2 separate regions of the Mus musculus genome follow, and region 2 is linked to region 1. A link is a contact called in ENCODE Hi-C or POLR2A ChIA-PET data. All regions are on one chromosome and are shown on one strand. Each heading gives the region's core, a stretch centred on a gene start or an enhancer-like site at or near the end of the contact. The rest is flanking DNA. Distances are from core to core; before and after follow the strand shown.

The links. Hi-C counts contacts between places; a loop is a spot of excess contacts on that map. ChIA-PET counts read pairs that join two places held with the same protein, here RNA polymerase II (POLR2A).
Region 2: POLR2A ChIA-PET joins it to region 1 with 11 read pairs in embryonic stem cell. The contact joins two enhancer-like sites. A Hi-C loop is called at or near these places in 15 of 37 maps with a recorded cell type or tissue (T-helper 1 cell, adrenal gland, gastrocnemius and 3 more). POLR2A ChIA-PET finds 5 or more read pairs at or near these places in 5 of 5 experiments (Patski and embryonic stem cell).

Annotation. Positions count from the first base shown.
Region 1 is chr9:102,720,345-102,727,530 of GRCm38, forward strand. It overlaps Amotl2 (angiomotin-like 2), which reads left to right. Exons shown (of 10, transcript NM_019764.2): 2 at 1-532; 3 at 3,225-3,519; 4 at 4,343-4,487; 5 at 4,759-4,851. Among named protein-coding and RNA genes, the nearest start is that of Amotl2, 6.1 kb to the left of the region's middle. Within about 2 kb of position 3,852, at least 1 of the 3 ENCODE cell types and tissues checked has a DNase peak (open chromatin) inside an H3K27ac peak, as active enhancers do; it is heart, where a contact is called at or near this core.
Region 2 is chr9:102,789,043-102,796,228 of GRCm38, forward strand. No RefSeq gene overlaps it. Among named protein-coding and RNA genes, the nearest start is that of Gm46151, 14 kb to the left of the region's middle. Within about 2 kb of position 2,914, at least 1 of the 3 ENCODE cell types and tissues checked has a DNase peak (open chromatin) inside an H3K27ac peak, as active enhancers do; it is heart, where a contact is called at or near this core.

The DNA.
Region 1 (7,186 bases), core at 2,602-5,101:
AAGCCACCAGGCAGGAGCCCCAGGGCCAGGAGCATCAGGGTGGAGAGACCCACCTGGCAGAGAACAGGCTGTACCGGCTGTGCCCACAGCCCAGCAAAGGAGAAGAGTTGCCCACCTATGAGGAGGCCAAAGCCCATTCGCAGTACTACGCAGCGCAGCAGGCAGGGTCCCGGCCGCATGTTGGGGACCGGGATCCTAGAGGAGGGGTGTCCGGAGGCGGCCGGCGACAGGATGAAGCTCTTCGAGAGCTGAGGCATGGCCATGTGCGCTCCTTGAGTGAACGGCTTCTGCAACTGTCCCTGGAAAGAAACGGTGCTCGGGTCCCCAGCCACATGAGCTCTTCCCACAGCTTCCCTCAGCTGGCCCGCAGCCAGCAGGGCCCCCAACCCCGAGGGCCCCCAGCTGAGGGCCCAGAGCCCCGCGGGCCACCACCTCAGTACCCACACGCTGTAATGGCTCAGGAGACTGCGGCTGTCACTGACCCAAGATACCGACCCCGAAGCAGCCCACACTTCCAGCATGCCGAAGTCAGGTAACCCCAGATTTCTTTCTAGTTCGGTCTCCCAGGAGGAGGAGAACCCCAAGATCATATATATCGTGGATCTCAACTGTCATGATCCCAATCCCAGGGCACCCCCACCAGTTCCTAGGGCTGTCTGATCTAGATCTACCCTCTCCTGTCTTGAGAAGGGAGAGCTGGGGGGGCTGGAGGGTAAGGGGATTTAGCTGATCCAGTCATGGTAGCATGCCTGTAATGTTTAGGTGAGGCAGGAGGATCACACCACCAGCCTGGACAACGTAGCAAGACTGTCTAAAACAAAAAGAAACTGACATCATTGCTTTAACTCAAAATATACATAGCATTGTCTATAGCATTCAAATAAGGAGGGCTCCCAGGGATGTGAATGGGGTTCAAAGGTGAGCATTTCTTTTTTTCTAAGAAAGAACTAACTAAAGACAATAGGAATCCTTACCAAACTTCTCCCGAGTTAAGTAGGCCAAAGGTGGAACTTATTGAAGGTTTTTAAGAGAAGGTGGACATTTTTTGTTGTTGGCTCATCATTGGGAGGTGTTGCTATTGAGGCTGAAAGAACTAGGTGGCTCGCTGGGCCACTTCTGTATAGTTACTGTCTGCCAGTTAATTACTTACTAGCTTTTCCCTTGTGCTTATGGGCCTAGATGAGTGAGTGAGTGAGTGAGTGAGTGAGCTGCTTTGGGGGGAAAGGGGGGGCTCAGGATGCTGTTGGACCAGAGTAGTGACTTGGCTTGACTTCCTGTGAAGTGAACTCTCGGGGAGTGTGTGTGTGTGAACTCTCGGGGAGTGTGTGTGTGTGTGTGTGTGTGTGTGTGTGTGTGTATTGGAGGGCATGATATGATTGGCTCTTAAGAGATCAATACTAGCCTTAGAGAATGGGTCATTGGAGCTAGGCTGGGAGCCCAGTTAGTATAAGCAGGAAGCCAGATCATTGCAGGAGTCCATGTTCCTAGAAATGAGGGGCTGCCTTAGTCATCTTTATTGGCCCCTGTGCCTTTTCCAGAGAAACAGGCACCATTGCTGTACCTCCTTTGGGGTGGGGTGAGGTGGGCTCCAAGGAACCTGGCTGGGGACCCTCTGGGTTCAAAGTCAGTCACCCTTGCTGAATCCTTATTTGGTCCCTCCATTTCCCACCAATTCGGTTTTCTTCACTCTGGAAGAGAATAGCCGCCTTGGGCCTAGTAGGGGAGCCAGGGGAGCGGGGATGTGTGGGGGTGTGGGGGGGGTGGAGCCTCGTGGGTTTACTCTAGCCTCCACTCCCCCAGACCCCCACCTCACCTCCCTTTTCAGGGCCGGTCAGGAAGAGTTTCTTCTTTTGGACCAGCCCTATTGAACCCTGCCAGGAAAAGATAATATCCAGGCAAGGAAGTGGGCTGTTTTGCAGGAGAACAAAAAGATAGGGAGGAGGGCGGTGGGAAATGGAAGAACCAGGAGCAAGTGTGAACGGAAAGGAGTCGTCGCCATTCTTCCCTGGAGCTCTCGATCATTCTCGAAGAATGTCAGTTGTGTCTGCCTGGCCTGTGGTAGGGAGGAGGGGGACAACAGTTATCTGAGGCAACCCTAAGAGTGACCACACTTGGCAGCAAGGGGGAGTTTAGTCAGTCTAGTGGCAGCCCTCTTCTCTGCACTCCCTGGAGCCTATAGGAGGAAAAAGGATGGGCAGGCTTTAGGGACTGAGTCAGGGGCTCAAAGAACAGGGGAGCGAGCCATAGGCTAGAGGGGTGATTTTGGACACTGGGGATGGCAGAGGGGGCATGAGAGATCCAGAAGTGAAATCCAAACTTCCAAGAGGCTTCTAGAACATTCTGAGTACAACTGAGAAGGCACTTGTGACACTTGGGGGTCACAAGGCCCCCAGAAAGAGCCTCTGGCTACCTGGGCCTAACTGTTCTCTAAACATTAGAGTGTAAGGATGTGTTACACTCATGGCCAAGGGCCGAAAGAACACAGTCCTGAACTCTGCTATGGAGCTAATCCAGGGGTTGCCCCTTAACTGAGGTGATCACCAACAGAGATGGAAGCTAGACAGTCATGGGTGAACCTGCTGTTACCAGCCATTTGGTCAAGCCTGGCTTCTGTGGCTGGAGACCCTTGTGATTTCGCCGACACAGGTGCCACTTGGCAGCTACAGCACTGGTCTGCTGAAGGCCTAGCAGCTGGAGCTGAAATCTGTTCCCCCTGGCATCTGATTCCCTGCTCTAACCTTAGCTGGGGTCTTGGAAAAGAATTTCGGTAGTTGTGGGTAGCAAGACCCTTGAAACAAAGAGGAGAAAAAACTCAGGTGAGCCGTTTTAGCTGACATGGCTTACCTGCTAGAATCCACTAGTAAGTGCCCTTCCTGGGGCCTGGGGACTCTGTGTGGCTTCCATCCCAAAAGATCCTTCTATCAATTCAAAAGGTCATGAGCGCGTCTTTAAAGGTAATATTTAAGCTGTATTTGCTTAGGACGACCCAGGTTGCTTGAACAGAATGAGCATCTGGATACAGCGCCACCGCCACCCTACCCCACACCCATCCTGCTCTCTGACTCTTGAGTCTTAGGCACATACCTTGTGGCACAGGCCCTCCCTCTGGTGGCTGCCTAACACTGGGGAGGCTCAGTCACTGGCAGTAATAGTCAGAGTGCGCGTGCACACGTGCGTGCTGTGTGTCTCGGGGCTCTGAGCTTTATTCACCTCTTCTTTCCCAGGATCCTGCAGGCCCAGGTACCACCGGTGTTCCTCCAGCAGCAGCAGTACCAGTACCTGCCACAGCCCCAGGAGCACTCTCCACCCCTCCACCCGGCAGCTCTGGGCCATGGACCCCCAAGCTCCTTTGGTCCACCTGCAGTGGAGGGACCACCCAGTGCCCAGGCCACCTTGGGCAGTGCCCACCTGGCCCAGATGGAGACTGTACTGAGGGAGAATGCCAGGCTGCAGAGGGACAATGAGCGATTGCAGAGAGAGCTGGAGAGCACTTCAGAGAAGGCTGGCCGCATAGAAAAGGTGGGGACTCCAAGGACACTCAGAGCGGTGGCCGGTGCAGAGGGAGGCAGAGGGGCAGGAAAGCCTATCAGGCTACCTTTTGCACCATATTCTCCTACACACACCCCCAGACACACACACACACACACACACACACACACACACACATCCCAAGCTGACTCCAGACAGCTGAGGACCGACCAAGAGGCCTGCCCTAATGCATGAGCAGTTGCTGGCCAGTAGTGGTTAGAAAGGACTCATTCACTAGCTCCCTGCACACTTGTACCCTCACCCTGCACAGCCCCTCCTGTGGACACCTCCCACAGAGAGCCCTTTGTGCACCCACACAACAGCCAGTCTGTTCCAGGCCAACACTGGCCAAAGAGAAAGCCCCTCCTCTCAGGGAAAAGAAAAAGCAACGCATTGGCAAAGCAAGCCAGCTAGGAGCACGTGGAAGACCTGTGGCTTCCAAGTGGGAGGGGCAGCCACATGCTCTGGGCAGAGGCAGCTCAGGCTGGGGTCTGGCACCCCCACTTCCTCGGTGAAGCCTGGCCAATTGTGTACTAAGGTTCAACTTTAGCAATAGCCTCAGGCTTTCCACTTGCTGTCTATCTACAGTGTTCTGGATAGGCTGAGCCACCTAGGTGCTCTCATCCCTGGTCCTTTGTAAACACTAGGCATGGGGCATGCTGGAGGTAGCCCCCTTGTAGAGCAGCTAGCCCAGTGTCTAGGCAGCAGTCTGGTCTACCTAAGAGGCTGCAGTCCTGTGGCAATCTCAGTAAAGTCACTGGCCTCCCTCCCTAGGACCCTTCCTGAAGTTGAATTAATTATCTGTCTCTTACAGCTGGAAAATGAAATCCAGCGGCTCTCTGAGGCCCACGAGAGCCTGATGAGGACCTCTTCCAAGCGTGAGGCCCTGGAGAAGACCATGAGGAACAAGATGGACGGTGAGATGAGACGGTTGCAGGACTTCAACCGAGACCTTAGAGGTAAGGACCAGGCACGAGGGTTGGGGTGTTGGGAGGACATCATCTGTCAGACTTTGGGGGCTCTGTTTTCAGGGGGAAATTTAGAATCTGTTCTGAGCTATAGAGGCCTACATTAGCCCCCATCGTTGGGCCCTGAGCTGAGCTGGGACTTCCTTATAATCCCATCTCCCCAGTTTAGAGGGTGCAAGCCTACAGTTAGGACCCGAGGGTAAAGCCCAGGCTGATAGCATCCCTCTATATTTAAAACATCTTTTCTCCTTATTTGAAACAGAGAGATTGGAATCGGCAAACCGCCACCTGGCAAGCAAGACCCAGGAAGCCCAGGCGGGCAGTCAGGACATGGTGGCGAAACTGCTTGCCCAGAGTGAGTAGGGGACCAGCTGAGAAACCTGGGTGGGTGTAAAGGCAATGAGGCACAATGACGTGGCCCCACTACCCCTGCCACTCCCTTCCCCTTCAGGTTTAACCCACCCTCACTACCCCCACCCCCCTTGCAGAGTGGTACAGATTCACTGAATGGCTGCTCTGGGAAGGGGTGATTTCCAAAGATGAATAGGGACTAGGGAGCCTTAACTGGCTGAGCCACACACTATGGACTCTCAGTCTCTCCTGTAGGGAGGCCATGACAGCCCTGGCAATAGATAAATGGAGGATGATGAGGGTTCTTTGGAGTTTTCCTAGGAATGACAGACAACAGAAAGGCTGGGGACATGGGAAGCTGCAGGGGATGGTCCACATGGTGAAACTTCCTGGGACAGCCACAGATGGGTTTAGTCAACAGCTACAGTCTGAAGGAGGCATTCAGAAAGTTTCTCTTTAAAACAGGGAGGTCCAGGCATCCTGGAAGCTTTATAGACTAATCAATTTGTTCCTTCATTAGTGGAGCCAGGCTAAGCACCTGGCCAGCGCTGGGCTGAATGTGAGAATCCATCCAGAGGATGACAGGGAGGTGAGATGAGCTTAAGGCAGGAGCAGGTACCCACAAGTTCAAGGGAAAAAGTGTTCCTGAGCCATGTTCCTGGTGATTAGGAAGCCCCTGGTGACCCTGGGAAATCTGGGAACAGCAGAAGTATGGAGGCAGTGGAGGAGGTCTCAGACACTGAGGGGAAATGACAGGCTTGTAGGTAAGAGGTATTTAGGAGGAATATGTATGAGGGTACTTTGTTAGGGGTGTCTAAAGAGGGAAAGACTCCAGAGAGAGGGGGTTTCTGAATGCTAACCGCCCCACCCCCTTCCTTCGGGGACTTAGAGTGCTTGCTAATAAATAAGCCTTTGGCAGGGAATGGGCTCAGATTGGGTAAGACCTGTGCTATCCACTACTACCTTTCAAAATGAGGTGGTTAAAGGTCTCTGGAACGGAGGTGAAGGGGAAAGAGGTGTGTCGCCTAGGGGTTTGCCCTTGGGAGTCTGTAGAAGCACCTACTGCTGTGGGAAGAGAGATTAGGGGTGCTTTGGTGGGAGGGGTGGGTTTTGGAGCCCGGCTCTGACGGAGAAAGGAAGTCTTAAGGAGGGTTTCTGGAAGCTTGCAGAGGGGGAGGGGGGCAGAAGCAGCCGGGAGGCGTTTCCTCTCCCCGGGGAGCAAGCTAGCGCCAGGCTGTTCTTGGCTTCTTGCTGGAGCCATTAATCTCGCAGCCGCGGGTGACCTGGATGCCTGGCATACCAGAGCTGCTGGGCTGTTCCGCTCCCAGCCCGTCCCCCCCTCCGTTCCCTCCCCTGTGCGCCTGACAGTGGCGCCCTTCGGCCCCGGCGGCGCCCAGCCTGGCTTTGGGAGGAGAGAGTATGAATACAAAGGGAGGCTAGGACCTGAATGTGGAGAGCTTGCTAAGATAGGCTCAGCCTCCCACCCTCAACCAAGGTATCTTAGAGATTGTACAAGGCATCTGGAAACAAAAAACACTGGATCCACAGCTGGAGGAACTAAGAAACCCCCCTAGCATTAGAAGGCTGTTTTGCTTTGTTTGTTTTGTTTTTCTATATAATCGCCATTTCTAAAGGGCTGAGGTTGACACTTTTTTCTGGAGGGTACAGAATTCCTCCCCATAACTGGCTTTCCCCAACAGCAGCCCCCATCTCTGCCTGAATTGTCTGATATGGGCCTTCAGGAGCTGACTCTGAGGCCTGACAACTGGTCCTGCCTGCTTTTGGACAGGTGTTGCCTTGGCCTGGCACAGGCTACAGAAGCATCTACCTCCTAGTACTGCTAGGTCTGGAGTGAGGCCTGGACATTCAGACACAGGCTGTAGTGCTAGTGGGTGAGAGAGGATGCTGTTTACGGGTCTGAACCTGGCTTCTTCCCTCCACTCCACTCACCAAAGGCAAGCCAGCAGAGTATGACCAAGTCATGTGTAAAGCATCATGGAACAGCCCCGTCTTTTCCCTCCACACCAAAGAGTGAGGCAAGCTAGGCCGATTGTAGCCTTCAGAAGGGCAAAGGAGATAGCCTAGATTGCCCCTTAGTGCCCCTTAATGCTGTTCAACGAGTTGGTGAAGGGAGGCCTCTGCATACTAGGGCCGTGTCCTAGCCACACATAGCCCAAAGAAAGTTAACATTTCTTCTGTCTTTCCAGCCACATTTTGAGAGTTCGGTAGCTGAGTGTAACCTTGGTAGTTACTGTTTTGGATAATGTAGAGCCATCCACTGTAGCAGAAAAATCTCACCAATATAGTTTTGTTCCAAACCCTGTTCCCTACGAACTCTC
Region 2 (7,186 bases), core at 1,664-4,163, 68 kb after region 1:
CTGGACTCACCATCTTCCTTTTGGAGTGCTAAGATTACCTGCATGACCACCATACTTAGTGTCTTAGTTTGGGTTTTATCGCTATGAAGAGACACCATGACCAGGACAACTCTTATAAAAGAAATTGGAGCTGGCTTACAGTTTCAGGTGTTTAGTTCATTAACATCATGGGGAGAAGCATGGTGGTATGCAGGCAGACATGGTGTTAGAAAAGGAAGTGAGAGTTCTACAGATGATCCACAGGCAGCAAAAGGAGATTATGTATCATTCTGGGTGTAGCTTGAGCGTAGGAGACCTCAGAGCCCACCCCACAGTGACACACTTCCTCTACAAGGTCTCTGTTGTGTTAGAATCACGGCTTGTCCGGACAGATCACAGCAGGTCAGTAAGTTCCACAGGAGAGAGGTTTATTGGGGGATGGGGGAGGACAAAAGAGGGCAACAAATATGATGAGGGAAAGAGAGCAAAGGTCAGGAGTGGTCTGCCTTTTATTTGGGTTGTGACGTAACAGCTTGCAGGTAAAGGTGGGAGGTGGGTGGACCAGATGGACACTAGGAATGTACAGTGATTGCTATGGCAACAGATGTGCAGGTCCCTGTTGCTTAGTGACCTGCAACTGTAAAAGCCAGTTTCTGAAGCCAACAGCCACGCCTCCTTCAACAAGGTCACACCTCCTAATAGTGCCACTCCCTCCCGATAGGCCAAGCCTTCAAACACAGTCTGTGTGGGCCATTCCTATTCAAACAACCACATATAGCTTAAGATTGCCACCACCCCCCTTGTTTCACATATATGTGTGTGTGTTTGTATATGTATGCAGGTACAAGTTCATGTGTGTGTAAGTGTGTGTGAAAATTAGAAGTTGATGTCAGACATCTTCTTCAACTGCTCTCCACCTTTTAAAAAGAATTAAGGTTTATTACATTTTCATTTTCATTTATGTTGGTATGGCATTTGTGTGTGTGTAGCATCCGATCTCCTGAAACTACAGCTACAGAGAGTTGTACGCCATCAACATGGATGCTGGCATCTGAATGCTGGGACCTTCTGGAATGGCAGCAAGGGCTGTAACTGCTGAGCCATCTCATCTCTCTAGCCCTCTGACATCAATTCAGCTATACTCGCTGGTCTGCAAGCTAGATGTGCAAAATCGGCAAGCTCTGTGTTCAGGGAGAGACCTTGCCTCAATAAATGAGTGGGAAGCCACTAAGGAAGAAACTCAACGTCAACTTAGAGCCTCCACATGCACATATCACACACACACACACATGCACACGCACCAACACGCACTCAAGAAGCAAAACTGAAATGTTGATGTTGTAGGCTGGTGAATTTCTGGATTCCCAGCATTCTGGAGGTGGAGGCAGGAGGATCATGTCGTCCTCCACCCCACTTGGAGATCAAGGGCAGTATAGGTGAAATGAAATCCTGCCCCCCAAAACAAACACAAAACAAGGTAACGTGACACACATTTCTTTTGCTCTGATAATCTACAAAGTGAACTAGAAACATTCCTTAATTTTGTATGTAAGTTAAATGCTCTTATATTTCCATTTAAAACTGGCAGTGCAGAATATAATGATGAATGGTGGAATTCATACTAACTGGAAAATTTTCATTTTTCCTTCCTGAGAATGACATTAAATAGCAACTAAAACGCCACAATAAATCATGAAGAAAGAAAAACATTCATAGTTCAGGATCTTTGGTAGTGTTTTCTGCATTCTGAGCAAGGAGCCCGGCACTTTGTATTTTGTACAGGGTCCTGCCCGCCTGGCAGCCCAGGGTGACGGAAAGCTGCTTCAGGATTCTACACAGGAGGTTCACCTCCCGGGACCTTGGCAAGGCACATGTCTTCTGCCCACAGTGGGGGCCAGAGGCCCCGATGTACAAGGCTCCTGTCACATAAGGCCCTAGGCACTGAGGATCCTCTGCATATACAGCCCTCAGTGGCTTAGGAAGACACAGTGAGGTCTCTCTTTTAGCAAATTCCCAAACTGGCATCTTGGGGAGTAGAAGAGAGAATGTGGAGATGCTGAGTGTTCCAAAGACCCCATGGAAAGTAGCCAAACAAGGGCGGTGTTCTACTCCAGACAGACCGGAGGGGAGGGCAGGCTGCTGGAGACTGTTCTAAAAAAAGGGGGTGTATATGGCTAAAAGGCAAGCCTAGGCTTCCCTGCTACCCTCTGGGAGGACCACAGACAATGCTCTGAATGGGAGATGCCTGTCTGCAAGTCAGCTGCCTTTAGATTTGTGTAAATTTTGTCTCAGATAAACTTCTCCCAGGCATGTCTAGAATCAAAACCAAAAACCAAAACGAGGTGACATGATGAGATGTTTCTATGTGTTTTGATGAAAACTCAATAGGCATATGATGATGACCTATGAAACAAACAAACAAAAGCTAACAAAAAACAACACAACTTGGAAGGTGAGGGCTAGAGGACCAGTTCAAGGCCAGCCGTGCTGACATAAGAGCAACAGTGGCACATGCCTTTAACCCCAGCACTTGGGAAGCAGAGGCAGTCAGATATCTGAGTTTGAGGCCAGCCTGGTCTACAGAGTGAGTTCAAACCCTGTCTTGAAAAACTGAGGGGGAAAAAATATACCCATAAACACACAAAATATTTTATTGAGAATATCTAATTTATTAGGAAACATATGTTAACACAGACAGGGCTAAAGGGCCGTGTTATGCGTGTAACAACTTCATCTTACGCAGAGTTCACGTGCTGGGACTCGTGGCTTTTTGGTGCTAACCTGGAAGGTGCTGCCCCTGATTGCCAAGAATCCTCAGCAAACTGGTTCACAACCAAAGATCCAAACACTAAGATGCAGTCATAGTCGGCAGTGCTCCCCACCCCCTCCCCAGAAGGCTCTCTCCGGTGCTTCCCCTAAGAGCCCAGCTGTTGGCACCCAGCGAAAGGACAGGGCACCAAAAAGGAAGTATCACAGCCAGAGATTTTCCTGTCACTCCACAGGGACTGACCGCCGTGTCTCTGAACAGGAAGGAGAGGTACTTTTTTGGGCCACTGCCCTGTGGCTCCGTTCTACCTTTGGGTGGATTTATTCTATTTTCATGGTTTCCCTAAAATGATAGTGGTTCAAACCCACTTCCTTCCTTTATGGCAGCAGGCCCCGCCCACATCCTCCGCACTGGCTGTTAACCTTTCTCCCTATTTTCGGTGGTACAATAAATTAACACAGCTCACATAAAGGGAGTGGAGGGCATTGTATACATACGGAATTCGACTGGAATTCATCAACCTGCTGTCTATCTCCCTTCCCAGTCACTGCGCACCATAACGCACCATGCGCACTGCGTCCCTGTGCGCCATCTCTCACTTGGTAAATAAAGCACAACGCCTCTCATTTCCTTTGTTCACGTCTCACTTTTATGCCCTAAATCTCCCCCCACCCCACCCCACCCCACCCCCACGTTTGGGTGACCAGATAAACGTTAGGACACTAGAGTTAACATTTTCATTTTAGATGAGCGAAGGACAATTTTAATTTTTTTAGTATAAAATATCACAAATATCATATATAATATATAGAATGTACTAATCCTAGCAAGTATTTATCTCTCTGAAAGTCGGATTTTTAAGTGGACATTGTGAGGTTTTTTGTTTTTTAATATCTTGTTTCGTTGTCGCCTTGATTTTTTTTTTTTTTTTTTTTTTTTTTTTTTTGGTTTTTCGAGACAGGGTTTCTCTGTATAGCCCTGGCTGTCCTGGAGCTCACTTTGTAGACCAGGCTGGCCTCGAACTCAGAAATCCGCCTGCCTCTGCCTCCCGAGTGCTGGGATTAAAGGCGTGCGCCACCACGCCCGGCTGTCGCCTTGATTTTTGAAACATGTCTCATTGTGTAGCTCTGCTTGGCTTGGGACATGTATGTAGACCAGGCTAGCCTTAAACTTGCTGCGATTCTCCCACATCTGCTTCCCAAGTACAAGCTCAGCTCGGTGAACTGTTATTTGCTGGTTCTCCTACAGCCGCGGTGACGTCACTTAATAACATGTAAATTAGCTTGTATCACTCGAGTTCCAAATCCAGCACAGTTTCCCTGGCTCTGCGCACAGTCCCTTCCCTAGATCTCCCCAGATGTGCTCTCCCAGTCCTTGCTACCCCTCGTTTCCTCCCTCCCTCCCTCCCTCCCTCCCTCCCTCTCCACCACTTGCTCCGAGACCACAGGAGCTTCCTTGTTCTTTGCTTCTCCCAAATCTCCACTTCCTTCTCCTTCGTCTGCTTTAACCCAGTTGATGTTACTCTCTCTGGAAAGCTTTCTCCAACACCCCTCTAAAGCCCGAAGCCTCACCACCCTTACCCTCTCTGCGTTTTCCCTGTATCCCACCTTCCAACCAATCACCCGGTCGGTCGGAGGACAGGATCTGTCCTGTTTAAGCTGAATCTCCAGCCTCTGGCCCTGCCTGGCAACTGCAGACTTTCAATAAGTATTTGTGAATTAATGAGAAAACCCAAGGCCAGGAAGTGCAGCCCGGAGAAGCCCAGGAATCAAGCCTTCGCTTTGTCTGTCCTCTACAGTCCTCTGTTGGTCTAAAACTCCTCTTACTTTTCTCCCCCAAGGCCACCCTTGGCCACTGTCCCGGGTCTAACTAGGACTTTTCTAGGCACTGTCGAGAATGGTAATCTAGCATCCCTTTCCTGCCCCACCTCCACCCCCTCCATGTCTCTTTCATTTCTCCCTCTCCACGAGCGAGCATTTATAATTTAAAAAGGAAGCGAGTGACTGGTGCTGAGGGCTCAGTCATAGAGTGCTTGCCAGACAAATGTGAGAACCTGAATCCAGTCCCCTGGAACCCATAGAAAGGTGGGCTGTGGTGGCATAAGCTTGTAATCCCAGCAATAGGGAGAAGCTGACCAGCCAGCATACCTGAGTTGAAGAGTGTTCTAGGCTCCACAAAGAAGAGGTCTGTCTGCCTGAGTGTTCTCTCTCTCTCTCTCTCTCTCTCTCTCTCTCTCACACACACACACACACACACACACACACACACACAAGTGGGGGATGGTAACTGAGGAGCAACACCTAAAGTTGGCCTTTGACCTCTAAACACAGGTGCATGTACCCCCCCAACACATACACAAACTAAGTGAAAAGACTTCACTTTGTAGCCGCTGAGACTGAAGAGTGGTGGTTGGGAGGCTTTGAAAGCTGAGAACAATGCCAGTAAGCATCCACTTCTTGCCATGTTTGGTCCCAGGCTTGGGTTCCCGGATGAGAATTACCAGCTCTCTGGGTACCAATCAGGAGAGAAGGGACTTTGTTCTGGAAGCACAATTGCAGGCACCGAGAGCAGCCCTTCACTTTCTGTCCCCACTGGGATTCCGGTGGGAATTGGCAGGGGCTGCAGTTAAGTGTCTTAGACATGCAGGAAGACCTAACTGTGACCTTCTGAAGTACGGTCGCGTTGTCTGGTCATCCTCTTTAGAGCAAGAAGGGACATAGAGGACACGCACAGGCTCCTAACCTCATTTGCATGTGAGTGAACGCCTTCTCATTGTCCAGAATCCATCAGGTAGCTCTATGTCCTTGGGAAGGGGCACTGTCTCTTCCCCAGTACACTCTTGTGAGAGAGGCAGAGGAACACCAGAAGCCTGTTCAAATGCAGAGATCTCTACTTACCCATCCTACCTCTCCGATGATACCAGAGAATTAGGACAGCATCATCTTTCATTTTCCTGGAGCTGGCACTTTCTTTCCTTCCTTCCTTCCTTCCTTCCTTCCTTTCTTTCTTTCTTTCTTTCTTTCTTTCTTTCTTTCTTTCTTTCTTTCTTTCTTTCTTTCTTAGTGTAGTAACTATGCAGAGGGAACTTTCAAGGCTCAGAAAGGTTAAGAGAACCAAGGGCTGTGCTGGTATCTCAGTAACTCAGTTGAGCCACACCACAGTTCCTCTGAGGGGATGTTCTAACTGTTCTAACTTCATTCCTGTTGCTGTGATAAAAATGCCCCGACACACACCTTTACTTCTAGAACACAAGAGGTAGAAGCAAGTGGATCTCTGTGAGACCAAGGCAAGCCTTGTCTATATAGCAAGTTTCAGGACAGCTAGGGCTATCTCAGAAAAACAAAAGTCCTAGATAGAAAGGCAACTCAGGAGAGAAAGGGTTTTTTTGTTTGTTTGTTTGTTTGTTTTTAGTTTATAGTTATTCCAGGTTACAGTCCATCATTTTGGAGAAGTCAAAGCAGGAACTTCAAACAGCTAGTTGCATTATGTCCACAGTCAAGAGAATAAATGTATGCATGCTCACTTGGTTGTACTCGGTTGGATTTCTTCACTCTCACATAGGTCAGGATCTCTTGCCTAGGGAATGGTGCTGCCCACAGTGGCCTGGGTCTTCCCACATCTATTAACTTAATTAAGAAAATCTCCTATTGACATGCCCAAAGACTAAATCCACTGTAAACTTTGTTTTGTTTTTGAGGCAGGGTCTTACTATGTCCTGGAACTCACTCTGTAGGCTGGCTTCAAAGTCACAGAGATCCACCTGCCTCTGCCTCCCAAATGCTGGAATTAAAGGCATGCTCTTCCATGCCAGGCCTATAAACAATCTGTCATTGAGATTCACCTCTCAGGTGATTCCAGGTTGTGTTGAATTGACAATTATAAGTAACTGTCACAGGAAAGATACCCAACTGTTCCTTCAGGTCTCTTCAGCGACATTGGCGGGAAACACTCACTGCAAACCCTGCACAACTCACACAAGGTTGACTTAGAAGCACTATAAAGCTCAGTGTAGGAAACAGAAATTGTCTCACCACGTGGGAGGTGGGACAAAGTGAAGGAGATCCGAAGCATAGAGATCAGGAAAAAATCAATCTTATCACACTCCTCTCTACTTGCCCAGAGAGCAGAGATGCTAAGCTGACCAGATTGGCAGCCAGCAAGGGCATCCTGACTTTGGGTCCTGGCTCTGTCACCTGCTTGCCAATCAACCTCATGTGAGTAGCGTCCTTACCGAATGACTTCCCAAGCCCAAAAATGGTCTTTACAGCATCTGCTTTCTGGGGGTTGGGTGGACATGCTGCAAGCTCACATGGAACTCAGCACACAGCTGGCCTTCTGTTAAAGGCAGCTGTTAAATGTTGTTGGGTAGGATAAGAGGAAGCTGGAGAGACTGTGAGATTTAGAAGGAAGAGTGAAAGAAGCCAGAGGGGGCTTCCCAAC